2 separate regions of the Mus musculus genome follow, and region 2 is linked to region 1. A link is a loop called in an ENCODE intact Hi-C map of the cell type or tissue named here. Cell type or tissue: heart. All regions are shown on one strand. Each heading gives the region's core, and the rest is flanking DNA. Links, peaks and the distances in the headings are about the cores only. Region 1 overlaps Ak4 (adenylate kinase 4). Region 2 has its middle 17 kb from the start of Leprot.

Evidence for each region. Peaks named below come from ENCODE experiments on the same cell type or tissue, not always from the same donor. Only the 100,000 strongest peaks of a DNase experiment are listed, where the experiment ranks them.
Region 2: a loop joins it to region 1, with 2.3 times the contacts of the local background. A loop is called at or near these places in 7 of 42 quality-filtered maps.

Annotation. Positions count from the first base shown.
Region 1 is chr4:101,467,172-101,475,508 of GRCm38, forward strand. Ak4 (adenylate kinase 4) reads left to right here. Exons shown (of 5, transcript NM_009647.5): 5 at 1-600. Among named protein-coding and RNA genes, the nearest start is that of Ak4, 52 kb to the left of the region's middle. In heart, for the core only: a CTCF peak has its summit at 3,560 (motif pointing right); no DNase peak of the experiment used is centred there.
Region 2 is chr4:101,660,637-101,668,973 of GRCm38, forward strand. No RefSeq gene overlaps it. Among named protein-coding and RNA genes, the nearest start is that of Leprot, 17 kb to the left of the region's middle. In heart, for the core only: CTCF peaks have their summits at 3,942 (motif pointing left) and 4,143; no DNase peak of the experiment used is centred there.

The DNA of each region.
Region 1 (8,337 bases), core at 136-8,135:
GCAAACATGCCTCGGGTTCTGTTTGTTTTCCCACTGTATCGTTGCTATGTCCTTGTGCCCTCCTGTTCCCTGCTTGCCCCGTCCTTTACCTGTTAAACCCGGAGCCCTTTGCGAGGTTGTCTGCTGAACTGGGGCTGTAAGAAGTTCCTAAGTGCCCTTTCAGAAGAAACCTGAGAGAATGAAGGCATAGCCCTTTTCCCAACCCTGGTATGGCCGCCTCATCTATGGGGCCTTCCATAGCTGAAACCCACTGAAAGCAAGTTCTAAACTCACGTGTCCAGGCAGGATCGGAAAGTCCATCTGGATAGGATGACTGTGTGGTAGGTTGTCATATGGTCGAGATACTCACACTCCCTCACTGGGAGAAGTTTACATCCCTGCTCTCTGGGCTTCTGCATACTGGGGCATTCATTGCCTTGCTGGGGGCATTAAAATGAGTAGATACACTGTGCCACTTTAGAGCTGGTACTGGAAGAGTCAGAGGTCTTGTAGTGATATGGGCAATGCTATGGATTCTTAAGGGGGAAACAGAGAGCAGACATGTACCCAGTCCATAATGGGCGAGTAGTATCTGAAAATAAAATTGGGGTTTTAAAAGCCATGGAGACCTAAGTTTAATTTAGCTTTCAAAATATTTGTGTTGTACCTGTATCAGAGGGAGAGCCGGAAGTCTGTTCTCTTCCCATGTAGGTCCAGGGGTCAAACTTGGGTTATCAGGTTTGATGGCAAGCACTTTTGCCTGCTGAGCCATCTTGTTGGCTCTGGGTTAGTCTATGACTGCAAGATGGCGTAGCCTAAGTGGACGAAGGGAGCTGAGCCGAGCAGTGTGTCTTGTCATCCAGCTATTGATTTAGCAAACCTCATTACATTCCAAGCATACAAAAGTAAATAGACTTTTGCCCTTGATGTCCCCAGCTGTCTGGAGAACATGTGTGATTAGAACTATTAGAACTAACCCATTCACTGAGAGAGAGAGAGAGAGGGGGAGGGAGGGAGGGAGGGAGGGGGGGGGAGAGAGAGAGAAGAGAAGAGAAGAGAAGAGAAGAGAAGAGAAAAGAGGGAGGGAGGGAGAGAGAATAGCAGTAACTAACGCTTAGCTAAGGAAGAATTGATATTTGAGCTGAGGTTTGCTAGGAGGAGTCCAGGCAGATGTAGTAGTAGGGTGTGCAGGGAGGGGGTCTGAGTGCATGACTGGCCAGGTGGAGGCCGCCTCAGCAGCCTGGGGGACAGGTGAGGCGGAATGGAAAAGACCTTGGAGTTTGCTGGTGGGAGACAGTGTAGAGGGCCAGAAACTATGCCATATTTACATGACAGTAAGTGACTCTGCCACTGACATGAGCTAAGGAGTTGAGTTGGAGGGGGTAGTTAGGCTGCAACAGGAGGGAAAAAGGGTACATGCTCCAGTGGAGACGTGAGGAGAAGATGAGAAAATGGCTGTAAGCTTGAGGCAAGAGGGAAAGATGCTCTGTTGCGAAGTAGCAAGCTACCGCTCCTAGCCTGTTGCCGCCACTAGCAGAGTGTGGCCTGTGGTGGCCCCATCATTCCCTTTCCTCAGATAAACCTGTACAAGGTGTATATTTAACATTTCAGAAATTTAAATACTGCATCGGCCAAGCAGCAGAGCCTTGTGGGCCAATTTTAAGTTAGGCAAGATAAAGGAACGAGGGTCATCTGGTGACTAGACCAGTCTGAGATAGGGGTTAGGTTTTGTGTGTTACAGATGGGGAGACAATCAAAAACTGTCAGGCCTTAGAATTCTGGGTAATATGTGTGCCAGAGAGCACTTTTTTTTTCGTTTTGTTTTGTTTTATTTGGGGGTGGGGCGGGGTTCGAGACAGGGTTTCTCTGTGTAGCCCTGGCTGTCCTGAAACTCGCTCTGTAGACAAGGCTGGCCTCGAGCTCAGAAAGCCACTTGCCTCTGCCTCCCAGGTGCTGGGATTAAAGGCGTGCGCCACCACTGCCTGGGCACAGAGCACTGTATGCTTCAATCACTGGTTTGTCCCACTACTGTTCAGCTGGGTATATCTACCCTACTTCACTCTGATGCAGGCTGGCTTTGACCTCTGTAGCAATGGTCTTGGTTCAGCCTCCCACAACACACTCCTGTTTCATACTAATTTTAAGCCATGAACCTATGAGCATCCCAGTAATGAAGTAGCAACCATCGCCAGACTTGAGGAAACCAATTTAAATCGTGTATGCACAGAATGCACTTGGAGACACTCGAAATGCAGGCTGTCTGATGCCAGCAGTTGGCCATGATCCAGTGATAACCTGACTCGTGACGAACCTGAATGGTAAGTTCAGCCAAGCCTGGCCACTCAGTAAATGGTTAAAGAAACCTCACTTAGAGACTACTCAGCTCTTCTCCCTCATTTTGACTCCCATTATCCAGGTCTTGACCACATAGCCCAGCTACTTTGAGTCTTAGTTAAGATGAGAAAAAAAATGGGATACAGAGCTATATGCCACATGAGCTGAGAAGGAACTAACCCGTTGGGTTTCTCCTGCATCAGTCTTTTCTCTTGGCCAGGGCTCTGGCGTTGGTGCCTTTCACAGGCCTGGAAAGCCTCCAAGCAGAGAGATTGTCTCACATCTGATCATGGACTTTCTCTATCCCACCATCTAAGGTGATGGAAGAACAGAGTTTTCTAACAAGGAGTGATCAGGAATGAAGAGATGAACTGCTGAATTCAGATCTAGGAGGCTAGAGCAGCTGCTGTCTTCAGAGAGATCGTCTACATACACAGTCTAGCTATATCTATTGTAACATCATTAAGAATAGCATTGCATACTCATATATATATAATAAATATTTAAAAAAAGAATAGCATTCCAGATGACTGGACACAGGGACAGCAGGACAAACAGACTACCCTGAAAACATTGGTCATAGGACTTTTCACAGTATTGAGCCAACATGGTGAGTAGGAGGAAGGACAACATTGCTTCGACCTGAGAGCCATTTTCTCTCTCAGCGTATTTAAACTTGCCCTCTATTCGCTCACTTACTTGTTTGGCTCTCCTTGTCTTAGTTGGTCTGCCCGTCTTCGGTTTAACTTGAGGAACTGGTACATTGCCACAAGAGACGTCCTGCCTAAAATTTTATCAATGTTGGTATTTGCAAGTTTTGTCAAGAAAACGAGGACTCTGAAAATAATAGCCACGTAGAAGTCTGAGCCGTTCCATACATCCTTCAAAAAACACAGAAACGAATAAAAGCAGGATGACATTATTTAATTCATTTATAGCCACACAATACTGCAAATTCCTGTTTCATTTGAGTGAAATGAGTGAAATACCTGAATCAGGACCAGCTCTGTTGCTCTTGTGGAAGACTTACAGGAGAAAAACCCATAGAAACAAAGATACCAGGAAATCTAAGGCATCAGACTTGCCCTAGCACTGACCCAAAAGGTACTGTTCATTAAGGAATATATTTCAGGAGGCTGGGCCTGTAGCTCTCTTTGAAGATGGTTGTATACTATGGTCGAAGTGGTGTTTGAAGTTAATAAACAATAATATAAAAAAAGAAATGTATTTCAGCGCACCAACAGAAGAGGGTGCTGTTCAGCAAAGCTCCATCATTGCTGTAGAAACACCTCGGGCAGGAACATACAACATCTTGAGATGGAGCAGAAAAAGCAGCCACGAGCCACACAAAATTATTCTTGCAGTGTGTGTGTGTGTGTGTGTGTGTGTGTGTGTGTGTGTGTAGTTGCCACTGCTCACGTGTAGAAGTCTGAGGACAGCCTGTGGTTCTCTCATTTTACCATGTGTATCCTTGAAATCAAAGAGGAACTTGGCAGTATCTTTATCCCCAGTCATCTTTCCAATAACCTACAAATTACTTTTAAAAGGAAATAGATTGGGAATCTAAGTCCTATAGCTGATAAAGAATATCCAAGACCTAACTTCTGAGCAGAGGGAACTGTAGTACACCCTCACTCCAGCATGGACAACATGGGTCAAACAGAATCAGGAGCAACAGCAGAGACGTACGTGCAGAACAGCACCATTCAGAAATTCAGTCCTGAGCAGAACACAGGGAAAAACCATAAGAGTTGAACGAGGAGCGTGAACTGAGACAAGGGTCCTGAGAAAGAATTTACAGGGATGTGATAGAGTCCAGATTCAACAGGACATACAAAGATGATGTGGACATAGAGGATGCAAACTCATAGGATTAAAACAGAATGGTAAAAAGAAGAAATGTTCAGAGAGAAAACAGCTATAGGGGATGGAGAGGGCCCAACACATTCATAAACGAATCCCCCAGAGGAAAACAAAACTGTGACTCAAGACCAACATTCTAATTTATAATGCACCATAGCTTATAAAAATAGGTTTCAGAATCCTGAACATGTATGTATATATCTATAAAGCATGTTCTGGAAAGTCAAGATTTAACTCAGAGTGCTTAGCTTTAAGACATTCTTCAAGCAACAGGAACATGTGAGCATCTGTGCAGAAAGTCCAAGCAACTCATAATAGGCAAGACAACGAGGGGATAATACTGAAGAACAGAAGCATCCAGCTCGCTGGCCCTCATTGTCAGGGATATGGATAAGGAGTCTTCAATACACAACACATATTCTGATGCATGGTCCTCATGTTGGACTCTGTTACTCACTACTCATAACACACAACTACATACTCCTGCTGTTAATACATCATCTAAACCAGGGTGGAATGAATAGGAGGGAAGACAGCCAGAACTGTGGTGTGTATACACTTTATTTAACTTGAGACTAAAATAAAAGTAGGCATAGAGCAGTAGAAGTGGTGTGCAAAAGAAGAAAATGAGAAAGAAGCAAAACAGGAGAGTACGCTAAGCAACTCAGTTGCTGTCTTAGGGTGAACAGGTACCATAACCAAGGCAACTCTTATAAGGACAACATTTTGTTGGGGCTGGCTTACAGGTTCAGAGGTTCTGTCTATTATTATCAAGATGGGAGTATGGCAGCATCCAAGCAGGCATGGGACTGGAAGAACTGAGAGTTCTACATCTTCATCTGAAAGCTACTAGAAGACTAGCTTCCAGGCAGGGTCTTAAAGTCCACGCCCACAGTGACACACCTACTCCAACAATGCCACACCTCTTAATAGTGCCACTCCCTGGGCAAAGCATATTCAAACCACCACAGTTGCTATGTAGGAAATAGGTGAGATTGGAAGGGTTTTGTTTAAAGTTGACAAATGAGCTAGTTCAAGCCTCAGTAAAAACAAGATAATCAGCTCCCTTCATGCCAGGATGGTTTTGCAGGGGGAGGAGAGGCAGTTAGTGGGACTGGCTGGAAAAGACAACACTGCATTAGCAGGGAAGCAAAGGGCTTAGATCAGTCACCAGGGTGGAGGTTTCTTTCCCTTCTCGTTTTAAAGATTGAACTATGGGGATGAACTCTAGCGCTCTCAATACACTCTTTGTCATTGTCATTAACAATCAACCTACCAAGAGAGTCATCTTTGAGCCACTTTCCCAAATTTGTGCCCCCAAACGTGCGAATTTTTGTTATCTTTTTATAGAGTTGCAAGGGATTGGGGTTCAGAGGCAACTTCAGTGAAGGGCCTGGAAGAGAAGGAGTATGTGTGAAGGAATTTTTAATATAAGAATTTTGCTGTTAAATACAGAATTTCTCTCAGTGGTCAACAAAGGGATGGATGAAATAGCTCCCAGAACTTTATAACATGGAAACTGGCTCCACAGTGTGTTGAGAATTGTGCTGGCTTTGGGTAGGTGATCTCAGGTCAAGAAGCTGTGTGAGAGTTATAAGAGCAGAAAATAGATGCAGCCAGCAAAGCCTTTGCCAAAGAGTGACTCACTAGTGGGGAGCTGCTCTCCAAATCTAAAGTTAAGAAAAGACATAAACAGTCACAATCTTTACCGTCACTGTCATTCTCATGGCTCAAGTGACTCGGTGTTCTGATTCCGAAATGCTTCTGAAGGGAAATTAAAAGAGGGGGAGGGAAGGAAGAAATAGGAAAAAAATTCCTGAAACCACAAATAAGAAAAGAAGTCCAAGAATAACATCTAGTGAAGTTGGGGCTGAAAATCTTGAAGAATGGCCTTAGTCCCTTCTGTCTGTTGTCCATCTGGAAGAGACTCCTCTACCAAAAGACAGATTCCTAGCAAGGGAAAACTCTTCCTAAAGCCAATGACAAGACAAGACAAAAATGGCAGGAGTGGGTGGAGGACAGAGGGTGCGGTCCATTTGATGCCCAGCCTTTCCTGCAGAGATGACTCTGCGTTGCTGGGCCTCACAGGGATAGTAGAGGAAGAGGACATTACTGACTCCCGGGATGCAGATCAAGGGCCCATTCCAGACACAGTGAGAGTCTTCAACATTAGAGGCCAGCGACTCAGAGAGCACAGGACACAAGAGTGTCAAGTGACAAAGGATGGATGGAAGGGGGAAAGAGCGAGCTGAATGAAATAAAAATTTAAACTGATCATAGACACAAGTCCAGATGGAAAAGAGAAAAGGAAGAGAAGGTTAAAATCATATCTGACTGCCAAAAGAAAGACATCAGAAGAAATTTAGAAGATAAATAAAAAAAACAAACAAAAAGTGAGGAAAGTGGGTATCTTAGTTAGGGTTTCCATTGCTATGAAGAGACATCATGACCAAGGCAACTCTTAAAAAGGACAACACTTAATTGGGGCTGGCTTACAGGTTCAGAGGTTCAGTCCATAATCATCATGGCGGGAAGCACAGTAGCAGCCATGCAGCCATGGTGCTAGAGGAGCTGAGAGTTCTACCTCTTGATATGAAGGCAGCCAGGAGGAGAATGGATTCTATACTGGGTATAGCTTGAGCATGTATATGACCTCAAAGCCCCACCTCTACAGTGACACACTTTCTCCAACAAGACCACACCTCCTCCAATAAGGTCACACTGTCTGGTAGTGAGTGCTACTCTCCATGGGCCAAGCATTCAAACACATGAGTCTGTGGGGGCCAAACCTATTCAAGCCGCCACAAGGGGGAGAATCAAAAGAGAAATCTAAGAGTGAAGATGAGGTCCAAAAATAAAGAAGGGGTTGTAAAAAAATGATAAAGAAAAGTCTGATTCAGAAGGAAAAGATCAGGAAGGGAGCAGAAGCCGGGAGAAGATGCACAGACTCCAAATGTAGTGCACATGAGCCCAGCCAAAGCAGAGGATAGCTGTAGAGAGCATGGTCCAGTCAAAAGCCAATATGAAGCAGTGGAGCAAGGGTTCTCACAGAGTAGGCACAGAAACAGGAGAGTGTGATCTAGAAGTCATGAAAGAGAGCTCGGTAGAAGCCAGGAGTACAGCATAGAGAGGAATACAAGAGAAGAGGAAGGCCATGAAGCTGAGAGAGAACACAGGAAAATGGAAAAGATAAGAGAGATTCACATAGCTCAGAGGAAAAAGTCAAAGCAGAAACAGAGGGAAGAAAGCAATCAAGAAAATAAGAATTCATACAGAAATGAAAATTCTGAGGGTGAAAAAGAGAAGGTATTCTAAAGACCCTGTCCATGTAAGATCAAATAGTAGCAGGGGGGAAAAACTGATAGAGAGCAAAGCCAAAAATTATATTAGTTACTTTCCTGTTGCTGTGCTATTAGATTCCATGACAAATGCTACTTAGGAGAGAAAAATGGTTTATTTCGACTTACAGTTGTGGAGGTGTCATCCACCATGGAGGGGCAGTCAAGGCAGCCGGAGCTTGTAACAGCTGGTAACATTGCATCTACAGTCAGGAAGCAGAGAGAGATGGATATCTATGTTCGGTTCATTTGCTCCTTTGCACAGGGGCTAGGATTTCGGCCTAGAGAATGATACCACCCACAGTGGCCCAGTCTTCCCACTCTATTAACCTAATCAAGATAATCCCCAAGTCTCCAAATGGGTCTAGATCTTATCAAGTTAGCCATTGAGATCAAATATCAAAAGTATGAAAAATAAAAGTAAACAGTCAAGACAACAAATTGAAGTTCTCCATACTAGAAAGCAAGGAGGCTGAGAAGGGCAAGTCCTGAGTAAAAAAAAGATAAAAAATCAGAGGGTCAAGAAAATGACATGTCCATGAAAAGAAAAGAAAAGAAAAGAGAAGAAAAGAAAAGAAAAGAAAAGAAAGGAGAAGAGAAGAGAAGAGAAGAGAAGAGAAGAGAAGAGAAAAGAAAAGAAAAGAAAAGAAAAGAAAAGAAAAGAAAAGAAAAGAAAAGAAAAGAAAAGAAAAAAGAAAAGGAAAGCACTCTGCAAGCGCCTGCGGAGATGAGGACAATGTATACTTTTGGAGCTGTATAAACTTCTTTCCCTCCTGTCTCAAAATTTAAGTTTTAGAGACTTTCAGTGAATCTACTTCTTGTT
Region 2 (8,337 bases), core at 286-8,285, 190 kb after region 1:
CCAGGCACAGCTGACAAACCATGTGCTGTGGAAAGTCATCTGATTCAGTTTCTCCACAGAAGGAATTTCTTCCCCTTCTGAAACTGGTGTCCATATCAGCAGGTACCCCACGTGCCACAGCTATGTGTTTGTAAGTGTGCCTCCATCCTGCATCCCAGCCATGTAGAGAACATGGTAGTGTTTGGGATGGGACAGCCCATCCTCTCCTTGGGCCTGGGTTCTCAGTTGCTTTCATGTTCATAGATGTTTATTTGATTCCCCCCAAAGGAACCCAGGTGCATTTCTTACAGACCTCCAGAAATCTACCTCTTAGTTTACCTCCTCATTGAGGATTTTCCAGAAGCTGAAATGTCATTATGTTCATGACACCTCTGACACTCTGAAAGGAGTGCTCAGATGACATCCCAAAGTGTGCTTTCTCATAACTGACTAAATCAGATTTTGTATCCTAATAGAACCAAAAATGTCTGTAATGATGCTAGCATTTTCCACACATCGTATTTAATTACAGCCTGGGCACCTTATTATGTAGATGAATGTAACCCGTGTTTTTCTAGTCTCTCTATGTTGCCTAGAGAATTCCCTTTGTTTACAACAGTCCTAGCTTACGAGTTATGATTTGCTTCCAGACGGTCAGGCTGCAAGGGTAGAGTGGTGGTGTACGCAACCCAACCGTGCTACTAAAGGTCATGAGTCTGTTCTCAGGTGCAGGGTGTGGGATGAAGTGAACACTTGTCACTTAACACTTCAGCGAAGGCTCTTATGCACAAAGATTCTATTATGCTATTTGGTAGGAGAACCAGAGGATTTATTTTCCAGTGCTTTTGTCTAGATGATCTTGGTATGAACTTGACTGGCTGTGATCTGCTCTTACATTAGTTGAAGAGGAACGGTCTCAGTGCTGAGGACAGTCTCCCTGGGGACAGCCTCCCTTGAGAGGAGGCAGACGTGGGTGCAGACGAAGAGGCCAGGTTAATGTAGACCCGACTCTATCAAAGGGGTGGAGAGATGCCTCCGTGGATAAAGAGCTTGCTACCAAAGTGAGAACAGAGTTCAGATTCTCGGCAACTGTATGACAAGCTGAGTCGGCATAGTGGCCCACCAGTATTCCAGCACGCGGGACACTTGAGAAGTGGGCTAGCCAGACTAGCCCAATTGGAGAGTGCAGAGCAGTAGAGGAAAATGCCTGACATTAACTTTGACCTCCACAAGTATCCCACATATCTGGGTCTATGTACATTTATGCACGCGATCACATACGCACGGAAGAAAGTATTGGAAAAGGGAGACAAATCTAACCCAGTACAGACAGTCCCCAGTACAGTGGTAATGGATTCCTTCCAGGCAGACACCCAAATGTGAAGGGACACAGAAGGAACTCTTGGTCCTCATGTTCTATATATTAGGGAAGATCGGATCTGATGTTCACAGGTGGGTTTGGGCAACTAGGTCACAAGTTAGTTGTTTGTGTTACCTCACCAGCTGCACAGTTAAGTTACTAGAAACAGAAACTTGGCAACACTGATGCAAGTATAAAGGTCCCCAAAAAGAACAGTTCCCAAGGAAAACTAATAGGTAACAGTCTTGAAAGGACTCTCTGTCCTGAGCACTGGGAATATGGGCCAGGTGGGAGACTTGAGACTGTTCAGTGGAGCACAGCACACTTTGGAGATTGCAGTGGGTTTCTTCAATGTTGACTATCCAAAATGGATGCTACGACACTTCTCACACTTCTAAATTAGTGGATAATAAATGCATGCATTCATTTTCCTTTCTCCAAAAAATTAAAACTTATCAGTGCTAATAATTGTCATGCAATTACTAACTACCGGTGCTTTGGCTATCATCTATTTATCTGATGGCCATTCACTTTATAAGTTAAAGCATGAATGTACCAGGCTTCTGTCTCAAGACTTCATTCCCTCTGTCATCATATTCTACCCAACATACCAGTTCTTAGAGCTCTCCTGAAACAATGCTTGCCCCCCTGACACTGCCACAGTTCTCTAGCACATCCGTGACAAAACAGCCTGCACTCCAGCAAGCCAGGCTTCAGCACCCACTCCACCCCCAACAGCCCCCTTCCTTGGAAGGTTTTGATCCAGGACCTCAGTATGGAGCTCTGGCTGTCCTGGGATTCACTGTAGACTAGGGTGGGTTCAAATTCACTGAGATCCTCCTGCCTCTGCCTCCTGTGTGCTGGGGTTAAAGGTGTGCACCACCACATCCAGCCTTTAATAAGCCTGCTAAAAAAGCCAAATAAATAGTGAAATGATAAAAACTAAAATAAAATGTGTGTATGAGAGAGAGAGAGGCAGAGAGAGACAGAGATTGAGAGTTACTCAGTAAGGCTACATTGGAAAGAGGGAAAGAGGTCCAGTTATTTAAGTCCATCTTTTGAGTCCTAACATGAAGCTTAGGATTAAATATCGAGATCTATGCATAATTAAGCAGTTTGGTCAAGATGTCATGTCTCTGTTCCAGTCTCTCCTCAAGGAAGTCTGACAAAGCTACTGCGTGAGGTTTATTTCAGGTGCAGTGGTTTGAATAGTTTGACCTCTATAAACTCCTGTGTTTAAATGCTTGGCTCACAGGGAGTGACACTATTAGGAGGTGTGTCCTTGTTGAAAGAGGTGTGTCCTCGTGGGAGGAAGTGTGTCACGGTCAGGGCAGGCTTTGGGGTCTCATGCTCAAGCTCCACCGAGTGAGGAAGAGACAGTCTCCTCTTGGCTGCCTTTGGATCAGGATGTCAGACTCCTCTAGCACCATGTCTGCCTGCACACTACCATGCTTCCTGCCGTGATGATAATGGACTGAACCTCTGAAACTGTAAGCCAGCCCCAAGTAAATGTTGTCCTTTATAAGAGTTGCCTTGGTCCTGCCGTTGTCCTCACAGCAGTGAAACCCTTACTAAGACATCAGGAGACAGTTTCCTTGTCTGACTGGACCTGTGTAATCCATAAGGAATAAACTTCAGCCGTACATTTCCTACACTCCGCTCTCTGACTTGGTGAGTTCTTGCTGGCTCATGGTATTAGTTACTTCTCTGCTGCTGTGACAAAACGCCATGTCACTATCCACTTACTGAAGATCTTATTTGAGGTCATAGTTCTACAGGGTTAGGCCCCCTCATGGTGGCTGGAACTGGACGCTGAGAGCTATCGAGGACTCGTATCTTGAACTCCAAGCATGAAACAGTGAACTGGAATTGGCCCACGGCTTTGAAACTTCAAAGCTTGCTCCCTTCCCTGAACAGGGTTCTCAACTGGGGACCAAGTGTTCGTACATTTGAGCCTGTGAGGGGTGTTTGCATTCAAACCACCACACTTGCCTTTACCTTTTATAGGCAGATGGCTCACATTTCTACCTCTAGGACAGACTCCTCTCACCCCCAGAATATAGCTGGCAGTGTGTCCTGTTCACTTGAGTCTCGACTTGACATTAAAGGTCAAGTTCTTGTTTCTCCTTAAGCCTCCAGTTTCTTGGGCCAAGACACTTGGAATCTTTGAAAACTTCTTTCTTTTTGCCATTTTTCAAAACTTGCCCTCTACAATTGGTTTTGGTATATTCAAAGAGCTGTGCGGCCACCACCTCTAATTTCCAGATGTGGTCACCATCCCAGGTGAAGTCGCCTATGCTATAGCAGTTACTCATTTTCCCTTCCCCGCCCCTTAGCAACTCCAGGGAATCCTGTGGCTCTGGAGCCTGTCTCTATAGGCAACCGGTGTGCAGCGGGTCTGGGGAAGCAAGCGTGCGTTGCAGCCCCAGATTAAGGCTGGGTGGGAGGACTTAGCTTGATGTTTTCTCTTGTCTCTTACCTCAGCAAAGTAGCTTAAATGTTTAGACAAATGGTTCTCAAAGAGGGTGTCCTGGAGGCCCTTCCACATTTATTTACACAGTACTTTCCAGAGGCTCTATGAAGAGCGCCCCCTGGTGGCCACTAATGCAGTGTATCCTAGCATAGTCTGGTGTTTAGAAATGTCCAGAATTCATGTGGATATTAAAATGTACATTTTTAGAAATTGACTTGTTTTTCGCTTGCTTTTTTTCCAGTTATGCCTGTTATATCTACAAACCCATCATCCCAATAAGTGGTTCTCTAAAAATTTCCCAAACAAGTTAAAATACAAAATAGCCCTGTAATTGCTGTGTTGTTTTGAATATGAAGTGCTTACCACAGACTCGTATGGCGAACACTTTGTTCCCAGCTTGTGCTGTTCTGGGAGGCTGGGGGAAGCTTTGGGAGGTAGAATCAGCTTGAAGGATAAAGGTCTCTGGGCATAGATCCTTGCAGTGTCCTACCCCAGGCCCCTTCTCTCTGCTTCTGTCCGCCACGGCATGAACAGCTTCTGTAGCTCTCCTGCCACCAGCAGGACCAGAAACTCAGAGCCAAGCCACCAAGGACTGACCCTCTGAAGCTGTGAGCTAAATAGTATTTACAAAAAGTAATTAGGGTAGTTAGAAACTGCAGGCATGTGCTGGCTGGGACACTGCTCAGATGATGGTCACAATGAAAAGGAGGTCTGAGAAGCCATGCGTGGAGGCACATACCTGTGAGACCCAGCATTTGGGAAGCGGAGGTATTAAAATGGCCAGGGTGGGCAACATACTATGGTACATGGCAACTTCATACAACTTATGTGTCAATTAAGAAAACAAAGATGAGGTGGCCAACACTAAATGAACTCCTTTTGTGGGGGAGGAGTGAGCTTTTTGTTTTCTTCCTTTCCTTACTGGGTTTTTTGTTTGTTTGTTTTTGCATTATTTTCCCTTTGAGAGAGATAGAAGATGAGACTGGGTAAGTAGAGAGGTGGGGAGGATGTGGGAGGAGCTGAGGGAGGGGAAAGAATATGATCAAAATATATTGTATGAAAACATTTGATTAAAAAAAGATAAAAAGATGAAATTCTAGGAAACTTACCCTTTCTTTCTCTCATTTTCTATTTAGATCAGTTTGTGAATCTATTCCCCCCCCCCAAAAAAAAAACAAGGTATGGTCCAGAGGCCAGACGGTACTCATTGACATTTCTAGATTCTTGTGTCCCAGAATAAAGAATTTGATGAGCAACACAAGGGTAGTGGTAGAAAGAGAGATAAGTTTATTGAGGAAAAAAGGAGGGGCATTTGTGAGGATGGAAGTGGGTTAGAGAACTGGGCCAGGTCCATGGCTCCAAAGCCTGTGGCCATAAGACTCCTGGTCATGTATATGTCGTTGACCTGGGATCCACTTCATCCCTCACTCAGAGATCACAGGAATTCTCTAGAAAGCACATACACTATTTTTTCACAGGTAGACCTGTGCAAAGAGGTTCCAGTTTGTGCCAGCTGACTTCTTTTGTGTTAATTTTTTAAGAATAAAAATGTCAAATATTTGTGTGTAATGTGTGTGCTTCTTTGTGAGGATAATTGTGGCTACACACATTCCAGGACGCACTGGAGATCAAAGAACGATTTCAATCTCCTAGTTGGCCAAGGGGCTTCCAGACAGTCTTCTGTGCCTGCATCTCATCTCTTGCTAGAAGCACTAGAATTACGGATGGGTGCTGCTGAGCCCATCTTTATGTGGGTCTGTGTGTGGCTTATGAAGATTTGATCTCAAGTTTTCATGTTACATAACAAGCACATCTTCTCAGCCTTCTTATATTAATCTTGATCCCTCTTTTCCCACCCTTATTGTCTTAGTCCATAAACTAATATGCAAAAAATTATCTGAAACGATGTTTAATCTTTATATGCCATCTTGACTGGGTGGTGGGTGCTTTGGATGTGTCAGTGAAACATTTGTGGATGATATTAACATTTGGCTAATTTTTCCCAGGGAAGTAGATTTCCTACTCCAGAGTGTATGGGCTTCATCCAAACACTGATGAACTGAAAGAGGGAGAGGGGGAGGGAGGGAGAAAAGAGCCAAGTAAAGGAGACTTTCCTCTCTCTGCCTGACTCTTTTAGAACTGGGGTAGAGCTAGTCTTCCTTTGGACTTGGATTCAACTGAACTGACATCATTGACACTCTTGATTCTCAGCCTTTGGACGAAGATTGGGACTATACTTGGGTGTCCTAGGCCTTCAGCTTACTGACGACAGACCTTGGCAAATCTCAGTCTGTATGATCATATGAACTAGTTTTTCATAAAAAGCCACTCTGTCTGTCTGTCTGTCTGTCTGTCTGTCTGTATCTATCTATCTATCTATCTATCTATCTATCTATCTATCATCTATCTATCTATCTATCTATCTATCTATCTATCTATCTATCTATCAATCATATACCTGCCTACCTATCTATCATCTACCTTTCCACTTGGGTTTGTTTCACTGGAAACCCCAGAGTTATGTTTTTCATTTTCTTGTTGTTGATTTTTTTAAATCTACCTGATCTGACTTCAGCTTTATGCTGCCTGTTTCTAGTTGCCATATGGCAACTCCAATTCCAGTTTGCCTGGCACTGAACCCCAGACATCCCAGAGAATCCAAATCTGAAGTCAGAGCTTACAGTCTTCTTACTGATTTTCATCATTAGTTACTGCTGAGATGCTCATTGCCTTAAATTACATGACCTCTACCTGGTGGAGGGATACTATTGGCACAAAAGTGGCTTAAAACCATGGGCCCTTCCCTTCTTAGATCTTGTGACTTTCCCATGGTTTTCAAGGGGACAGGATGTAGTCTTCATTGCTCAGATATGTATCTATCCAATGGAGTTCATTATTAACATGTTAATTTTCCAAAAATGGATCTACAGTTCAATTCAGTGCCATCAAATTTCTAGAAAAAAATGGAGAAATCAGTGTACTAGTACTTGGGAGGCAGAGGCAGGGAGAGCTCCATGCTTGGCTAGCCTGTTCTATGAAGTAAGTTCCAGGATAACCAGGGCCACACGGAGAAACCCTGTCTTAAAAAAAGAAGAAGAAGAAGAAGAAAACAACAACCACAACCACAACAAATCCCAAGGAAACAACTCCCCAAAACAAAACAAAAAGAAAGAAAATTAATATATTATTTGATTTTTAGAGTTGTTGAGGAAACCTGTATAAATCAATGGATCAGAATTCAAAGTAGAATATATATATATATATATATTTTTTTTTTCCATATATCCCATATATGGCCAAAGTTTGATTAGAAAAAATTCTAAAAAAATTGAGATATATAAGTTCTGTGATCATATAGAGTATGCCTTAAATTGGACAGAATTATTTTTGTATATAAGTACACAGTAGTGGCCGTCTTCAGACACACCAGAAGAGGGCATCAGATCCCAATATAGATGGTTGTGAGCCACCAAGTGGTTGCTGGGAATTGAACTCAGGTACCTCTGGAATAGAAGTCAGTGCTCTTAACTGTTGAGTCATCTCTCCAGCACTCTCCCCGACCCCTTTCCTTGCCCCAGCAGAAACTCTTATAAAGGAAAATATTTAATTGGGGCCAGCTTCAGAGTTCAGAGGTTTAGACCACTGTGGTCATGGTGGAAAACATGGCAGCATGCAGGCAGACAAGGTGTTGGAGAGGTAGCTGAGAGTTCTACATCTGAATTGGCAAGCAGCAGGAAGAGAGAGTGACCCTGGCCCTGGCTTGAGCATGTGAAACCTCAAAGCCCACCCCCAGTGACATATTTCCTCTAGCAAGGCCACACCTACTCCCAAAAGGCCACGTCTCCCAATAGGGCCACTTCCTATGAGCCTGTGGGGACAATTTTCATTCAGACTACCATAGTGGCTGAGATTGAGCCTAGACAGAAGCCAGCAAGCCACATTCCCGGGTGATCTCTGTTTCAGTTACTTACAGGTTCCTATTTCAAGCCCCCTGCTTTGTCTTCTCATGATAATGGAATGTAACTCTGTAAGCCAAATAGCTGCTACCCCATTCCAAGTTGCTTTTCACCATGGTACTTATTACAAAAACAGAAAACAAACTAAAATACCCTCCTTAGGTAGCTTTTTGTGTGTGTGTAGAGAAGCAAAACATAAGTAAACTAATAATACATTGTGCTAATGAAAGTGAAAAGACAGCTGGATGTGGTGGTGTGTGCTTTTAGTTCCCGCACTCAGGAGGCAGAGGTGGGCGGATCTTTGTGAGTTCAAGGCCAACCTATTCTACAGAGTGAGCTCCAGGATGGCCAGCCAGGATTGTTAAACAGAGAGCTCTGTCTTGAAAAAAAGAACAAAAGAAAGTGAAAAAAAAACAATAAAGGAAAAGATACAGACTCTTATGAATATGGACATGGATGTGGGCAGGTAATGGAGACTTCTGCCCATGACACAATAGTCTGGAAAAGTTTATTCAGTCTATGGCACCTGAAGGACATAGAAGACAGTCCAGGCAGTAACGAAAGGATAA